Linked DNA regions of Homo sapiens: region 2 is linked to region 1. A link is an interaction called in ENCODE POLR2A ChIA-PET data of the cell type or tissue named here. Cell type or tissue: Panc1. All regions are shown on one strand.

Region 1 (4,000 bases):
CCCAAAATCAAAACAAGGAAAACCTTCACTAATAGTATAGCTGGTATTTGTTGAGCACTTAAGCATACAAGTACTTGCCAAGTACTTTACCTTTGCAACCTAACAGCCCACTGGGGTACCCTGTCCTTTGGCATTCACATAAAATTCACCTGAGTTCTCATTCCATATATAGAGATAAAACTCAAGGATCCCTTCTAATGTACCCCCAAATTCTTGGGTTGAGGGCTTAGGTTTTTCTGGCTCTAACTGTTTTCTTCTATGGAATTAGTTTTTTTTTTTTTTTATTTTATTTTAGTATCTGTCTCTGAGCTTGTTGTCACTAATTTGCCTTCCAAACACTAGATTCACTTTGGTACCTTATCCTTCAAAGGACCAATGACACAAAATGAAATTTATAAGAGATTTGTACAAAAGTTGGGTATGGGTGCGGAATTGAAACAGGTACACACAGCAGTTCACATTGTGTTATTGCATGATCAATATCTTTAATGAGGACATATAGCATTCATGGTCCAGGGACAATTTCTCAATTATTGACCATTGTCTTTTCTGTTGCTAAGACCTCCATCCCTCCATCTTGTTAGGCTTCTTCTCTTCACTCCACTCTGGGCACCTTCCTCTCCTGAGCTATTTACTAAAATTTTACTTTTTTATTTAATACCTACAGCCACGTTATGAACTCTGTTATTAATGTCATGTAAATAAATTAGCCTCACTCAAATAATTTGGGGTTAGGAATTGCCAGTGCAGTTTGAGGCCAGAGAAATTCCTTGGTATAATATATCAAATTCTGACAGAAGAAGCAAGAAGACTGTACCTTCATGACTCTTAAGTGAGCTGTGAGAAATCCAGCGGGTGTGTATGAGGAAGAGGGATTAGTGGGGTAAAAAGAAGTAGAGGTTAACAAAAATCCAAGAAAATTAAAAGAAAAACTTCAGAGTTTTCATAAAGTATGATTTCTGGGTTTATAAGTAGAAGGGGTTAATTAGTTGGGAAAATAATTCAAAGCCTGGGAACAGATGCCAAGGCATAGACAGAAAATTATTCTTCCTTTTTCTCCTTCACCTTTTCTCTTCATAGCAGAATCACATAGCTCACAAATTTTTTTATGACTATGCAGTCAAAGTGTATTGCTTTGTTGTAAGACAATTAGTTCTTATTTGTTTGAGCAAATGTTCTATTATTTATAAGGAAAGGATGGAAGAATTTCTCCTACCAAATTTTTCCTATCTTCCATTAAATTGTAATGTTCACATTAAAAGTGGAATGTCCAGTTCCTTCAAATTTATTCCCCAAATGGTGATCACAGCTGAGAGTTTATCTGTAATATTTATGATGATGATGGTAGTAATGGGAAATATTTATGGAGCTTTTATTGCATGGCAGGCATTGGGGTTTCATTTAAGCCTCCCAGTAATCCTGTGCAGCAAATACTGTTATTACCTCCATTTTATGTTTGAGAAAAAGAAAATAGACTTGGAACAGTTCAATGACACACAACGTCACATCAAACAAATAAGTGGTTAAACTACATTTGTGTAGGGAAGGCTAGCATCGTGATGATTTTTTCCCTCGTATACTTCGTGGTTGCTTGTATGCTTTCATGGCTGATTCTGTTGCAATTTGGCATTTATATTATCAATTGGTGAGCTGGTCACTACTGAATCTTTTCTATTCCATAAATAATGATTTCATTTTGAAGAAATGAGATGGATAAAAGATAAGGGGAAAAAACCTGTCACTACAAGCATACAATCATAGACATTTTAGAATTAAAAGTTTCCTTAAGGATGATTAAGAAAACATTAAGGAATCTGAGGCACAGAAGCATTAACTGACTTGGTCAAGGTCAAACAGCTAGTTACATAATCGCATTTTCCTTTGTCAAAGAAGTTAAGTGTTTTAAGTAATTTATTTTAATGTTGAGAGATCTTTATAAATCCTCCTGCATTACTTAGATAAATAATTCTGCACTAAAATTGTTTTTCAGTAATTTTGTTTGGCTATTTGAGTGTGTGTTTTTCATAATCTCTAACGCTGAATTTCTCATCAATTCAGGCCTCCAGATTTTATTAGGTTTTGCGTGCTCAGGAAATAACACCATCAAAGCGGAGTTATCTCCACATACGCAGGACAATTATATTGATATATCATGCGCTGTATTTTAATTTCAAAATTATTGCCTCATTGTTTTTTCCTGGAGCCCAGTTTTATTTCTTTCTTCTTATCATTAAAGGTACAGCAACAACTAATTCACCCTTAAAAAGAAGAAGAGAAAAGAAAAGGTTTGCTTAAAAAAATGTAGCTAGAAAAATCTCCCACAGAGTGAATTCCCACAGTGTTACGGAGAATGTAAATTTAGCCCAGTGTGATTCAAACAATCAAGTTAGGAATTTTAATTTAATGGTTTGTTCCTTTGAATTGTTAGAAACTCACCTCATTGTGCAAGTTGTGTTTGAATTGGAGAAAATTGAACTAAAATGTGTTGAATTTGCCCCAATCAGGTTATTCTAGGAGGTCCAATTCACAGGACTAGAAAGAATGAATCAACATATCCAACAAAAGGAGGCTTGAATGATTTCACTTTAATAATAATGACTCTATTATCCCTCAATATTTTAGAATTTAAATATTTGGTTTCTGTGGAGACTATCTTGTCTTAGTAGTTTTAACAGGGTTGCGGAATTATCTCCTTTTCATTTCAACATAACCCAGAGTCCCAGGTTTTTGGTACGTTGGTCAGAAACCTCAGTGCCTCACAGTTTAGAGGGCTTGTGAATCAGTTTGGCGGCAAATAAAATGCTGGAGGAGATTGAAAAAAACGTTGGAAGAAACTGCAGATAAGAAAAAGGACCAAGTATTTTTTTGTGATATCTTAGGGAATAGTTTAACAGGGCTAATGGGTCTAGAGAATCATGGCTCATGTTTGGAATTATAATAGTAAAATTTGGTAAAATATAGCGCTTTTCTTAGAAAGTAAGAAAACATACAAAAAGCTCATCAAGAGGAAAGTAACTTGGTTATAAACCTTTTTACTTGTTTACCCATAGAGAAAGAAATGTTAATACAGTGAGCTCTTTGACAGTAAAATGGAGTTCTTACCACTTAGAGGCTTTAAAAGTTAGGTTGGGTAGGGACCTCATAGCCACATATATTATTCAATTTCACTTCAAATACATTGACACTAAGGCTCCAGGATAGTGTGTTATGCCAAGGATCACACTGGTACTGACTGAGTTAGAAAAGGTATTTCCTTTCCCTTCATACCATGATGTCTTCCTGCCTTCTCTCTGGAGTGCTTGTGACTGAAATAACTGTCATTGCTCCTGAGTCCCTTTCTTTGAATATAATGTTGGTGTTAGTTTATGGTGTGCATGTCTGTCCTTTCCAAGGGCCATGGTCATGTCACACATATAGTGGCATAATTATTCCAACCACAAATACTAACTGTATAGTGGCTCAGGATCTCTTCACTGCTTGGTGGTTCTGAAAGACCCAAACTCTTTTAAAACAGATCCAGCTCCTGCATTACGGTAACTGGGTTCCTTTTGCCATGTGAGATGACATATTCACAGGTTCCTGGGATTGAAACCTAGACATCTTTGGGGAGTCATGATTCTATGTACCACTCATAGTTCATCACTTTTTGTCATTTGATTGCTAACTCACCTTAACTACTTTCACACACGGATATCCATTGTGCACAATATCTTCCTTAACTCCCCAAATAGGAAAGCTAGATGTAGTTATCCCGTTGTCTGGAAGAGGCAATGGAGCTTCAGAAACATTACATTAGTTGTCCATGAGCATAGAAAGAGGCAGGGGAGCTGGGATTCAAACGCTGTGTGTCTGATTTGAAGTCTGGAGTTTTAACGCATTAACTTTAAGGTCCTCAGGCTTCATTCACAATAAGGCAGTGATTTTTCAAATTTACTTTAGCAGCAAAACCTTATGTTAAATGAAATCTTACACATGTAACCAATATGTCCCACTTCACCAT
Region 2 (4,000 bases), 76 kb before region 1:
GTTGAGTAGTGCCAAAAGTCAGTTACTTGAGAATTTTTGTGTTTTGAAGTCTAGATATTTTTCAGTGCATAATATCATAACAAATATTGTGAAAAAAGCTTATACATGTAATCACAATCATTTACAGATGCAGAACTCGAACTGTTCTTCTACATGTGATTGTAATAGTGAAGTGCTTACTCTTGAACTCCATCGATGTCCTCCATTAACAAATCAGTGATTTGGGCAACTGAAAGAAAATCCGGAGACAGAATCTTTTCATGCTCCTGGAATTCAGTGTCTCTCTACCAAAACACAATGTGGAGTGAGTTACTTTAATTGTACGTTTCATATATTAAACCCAATAGTAACAAAGTTGGCTCTTCTTATAGTCTAGTTGCTGTCAGGAAAAACATTTAAAAACAACAATCTTCGAGATGGTATCTTTTCTTTTCCATATTATGCAACGGTACCTTTCACCTGAAAAGTCAAATGGCTAGTCAATCCGTCTTTTGGGCATATGTACAACTGGGTGATGGTTTTCAATTCAACAAATATTTATTATCTAAACATTCCTCATTGAATCTGGGGCTTATGAGGAGGCAAATACAAACAAGAAAGACGTGCTAACCTCAAGAAGCTTAACATCTAGTGAGAGGAGCAAGCCTAGGTTGATGTTAAAAGAAGAAAAGAACACAAGTAAGCCATAATACATGCGGCATTCAGTCTAAAAGAAAGGACAAGCATAGGCACAAGACAAGGAAACTCTATAGACAGGAGTTCCAGGAATAGGCTTTGGAAGGTTAGGTGTGGCCAATGCCCCATGTGAATGAACCAGCAACACCAAGGTTATGAAGATAGGATAATTAGGAAGGAGTTCTGTAAATATCAGCAGTTCACAATGTTACCTAGGTTACATGAGGGTGACTAGTTGGACTTAGGTGGAAGTTAGCATTGGAAAGGTATGGTGGGCAATCTTAAATTTAATGATTCAACAAATATGTACTGAGTGTTCACAAGGTACAGCAAGGCATCATAAATATTTTAGACCCTGGCTGGTTGAAGAATGGTAGTCTGAGAAGTTTGTTTCTAGTAATACAGACAGCACTCAGAACCATGAAGTTTCTGGGCAGGTAAATGACAAGACAAAACTGTGCTTTAAGGAAGGGTAATCTACTGGAGGGTGAAGGAAAGACAGGAGCAGAGGAAGAGTTAAACAAAGAGGCCATTTAAACAGTGCAGGGATGAAGCGTTGGGCTGCTCCGGTCTCCTTGGCAGTGTGGATGAAAAGAAAGTGGTGAATGTAGTCATGTTATGGGGGCCTAAAAGAGGGGAGAAAGAATGGAGATTCTGAGTTTCTGAAATAGGTGAGTTGGAGGAAATGGTGGTGATACTAATAATACATATGCCACCTTTGTGTGAGTTAGACAAAGATATCCTCTTTGGGTGGAGGAAGTGCTGAAAAGATTTCCCTAATGCTGACACAGCTCTGTGTCCAAGTGTACTGCCTGTGAATAGAGTCTAGTTTTAGCCCCCACTCACCCCTCAGCCAAGTGCTTTTGCTCAGAGCACAACCTGCATAACTGTACATGTCAAACCTTTTTTTTTTTTTGAGACGGAGCCTCACTCTGTCACCCAGGCTGAAGTGCAGTGGCTGATCTCGGCTCACTGCAAGCTCCGCCTCCCAGGTTCACACCATTCTCCTGTCTCAGCCTCCCAAGTAGCTGGGACTACAGGGGCCTGCCACCATGTCAGGCTAAATTTTTGTATTTTTAGTAGAGACGTGGTTTCACTGTGTTTGCCAGGATGATCTCGACCTCCTGACCTCGTGACCTGCCCGCCTCAGCCTCCCAAAGTGATGGGATTACAGGCGTGGGCCACGGTGCCCAGCCAACCCTTTTTATACTGATAGAAATAGAGTGTTGGAAGACTATGCTAGTTTTTAAAGAGCAAGATGTTGAGTTGATTTCAGTGGCTGAGTTTAAGGTGGAATACTAATAGCGAGAAAGAAATGTTTAGAGTTTAGTTAGAAATGCTGGAGTCACAAAGGTCAAGTTTACAGACGTTGGTTTAGGAGTCAACTGCAACTGTGACAATGGGTGAGACTGCTCAAAGCCAGGGCATGAAGAGAAGAGCTGTGAAGGGGAGATGGAAGAGGAGACTGGGAAATAGAGGCAAGACAGCAGCAGCTACACAAAAATAAAAAATTATGAGACTTTGTGGGGAAAGAGGGCAAATGTTTTTCAGTGCAACAAATAGTTATTGAGCCTTCCATGCGATTGAGTTCCAAAAGATAAGGGCAGCAAAAAAACTGCCTTGCGGTAGTTTACCAGATAACATACCAAATTCTTTTTCTTTTTCAAAAGTGGAAAAATCTCAAACCTACCACTTATTGGTAATGGTAATTGGCTTAATGTTTGTAATTTAATATTAGGTTATTGTGCTACATTTTTATCTTTGAAAATCTAATTTAGAAATAAAATATGCTACATTATTAACCACTTTTTTTGTAAGCTACGGTGGGCCAATTAATCTAAACTAGGTCATATAATTAGATTATAAACTCATTAAGAAAAAAGTATTTTAGTATGCTGCATCTAGTAGGTACTCAGATATTTACAAATTGAATTAAATGCACCCAGTTTTTGTTTAAGGTACTGTTTTGATCTATAATATATGGTTATATATTTGTTTAAATGATTTTCATTATATATATTTTTATGAGTGGTAAAGTATAATTATTCCTATAGGGTCAATCCCATTAGATTGTAAATTCCTCAGGGACAGTCATTCAATCTTTTATTTCTTTTTAGGATTCTGCAGTTCTTGATATGTCAACATAGGTTGCTAACTGACTGTCTAAATTCATCTTCATCATCTGATGACATTGTTAGATAGTGGAGCATGATGAAAAGCAGGACTTAGAGGAACTCCAGATCTCATGATAGTTTGACTACTGATTAATTTTATGACTTAAGGCAAGTCATTTGAACCTAAATTTTAATTCATATTAAATATCATTTTTATGTGTTTTAATACACACAAGATTACTGTCATATTAATAATGAATAAATATATACATGAAAAGTGAATTATACAGACATTCAGATCAATTTATCTGATTTGAAAAATCTCTGGGTAGGAGAAAAGTAGGTCACACAAGAACTATATGAAAGAGAATCCAATAATCTTAACCTTTTGGACAGTACTAATTCTAGCTAAGATGCCTAATATTAGAGCCTCATTCTTTTACTAAAATTTGCAGGCTTAATATAATCATCTTTTAGGGGAGTTTGCCTCTGGATTTTTTCTTCTGTTTTAAATTATATTCCTGGACCTATTTTAAACCAGACTGCTTTTTTTGTTTGTTTATACAGTGACTTGCATGAGAAGGCTATCAGATGGCTAAAAATGTTTAATCTTTCAACACATACATTCTGCTTTGTAAAAATTAAAGATATAATAGAAAATTCATAAATAAGCTAAAATATGTGGATATGTAATTGTGGCTTTCTCTGTAAAATTACATCTCCAACTAGGAAAATATGTAAGCTAAATGGCACTGTTAATTCATTTTACTCCACCACCTGGTGGATTTTAAGAGTTATTCCAAGAGCAATAAAACTGTAAGCCTGATATTATCTGCCAGATAATGTTTTTCTCTAATTTTTTTCCCTCTCTAATGTCAACTAAACTTTTCACATTTGTATATATTTTTTCTTTCTAGAATGTAAACTTTTAGGGACATCTTTGTATCCATCACTGGTAGTGCTTTATATAAAAAAAATTTTTAATAAGTATTCACCAAAAGAAAGATAACAGATTTCACCAAAGTTTACTAAAGAGAAGTTTCCTAGTCACAGAGGACATAGACTGGTCTGCAAATTCTAGACTTGGAAGGTGTTTTTTTTTTTTTCCCCAACCCTTAAAATAAATGAACCAAGGAGCAGGAGCAGTGCTGTGCTAAGCCATATTGGAGCTGAAGCAAAAGGAAAAAACAGTAATACAGATCTGATCTTTA

What was found. Peaks named below come from ENCODE experiments on the same cell type or tissue, not always from the same donor. Only the 100,000 strongest peaks of a DNase experiment are listed, where the experiment ranks them.
Region 2: POLR2A ChIA-PET joins it to region 1 with 9 read pairs; 2 of 35 experiments call an interaction of 5 or more read pairs at or near these places.

The regions. Positions count from the first base shown.
Region 1 is chr10:61,593,029-61,597,028 of GRCh38, reverse strand. No RefSeq gene overlaps it. Among named protein-coding and RNA genes, the nearest start is that of CABCOCO1, 68 kb to the left of the region's middle. In Panc1, no CTCF peak of the experiment used is centred here; no DNase peak of the experiment used is centred here.
Region 2 is chr10:61,668,916-61,672,915 of GRCh38, reverse strand. It overlaps CABCOCO1 (ciliary associated calcium binding coiled-coil 1), which reads right to left. Exons shown (of 8, transcript NM_001366906.2): 2 at 181-284. Among named protein-coding and RNA genes, the nearest start is that of CABCOCO1, 8.0 kb to the right of the region's middle. In Panc1, a CTCF peak has its summit at 3,486; no DNase peak of the experiment used is centred here; H3K27ac peaks cover 3,874 bases.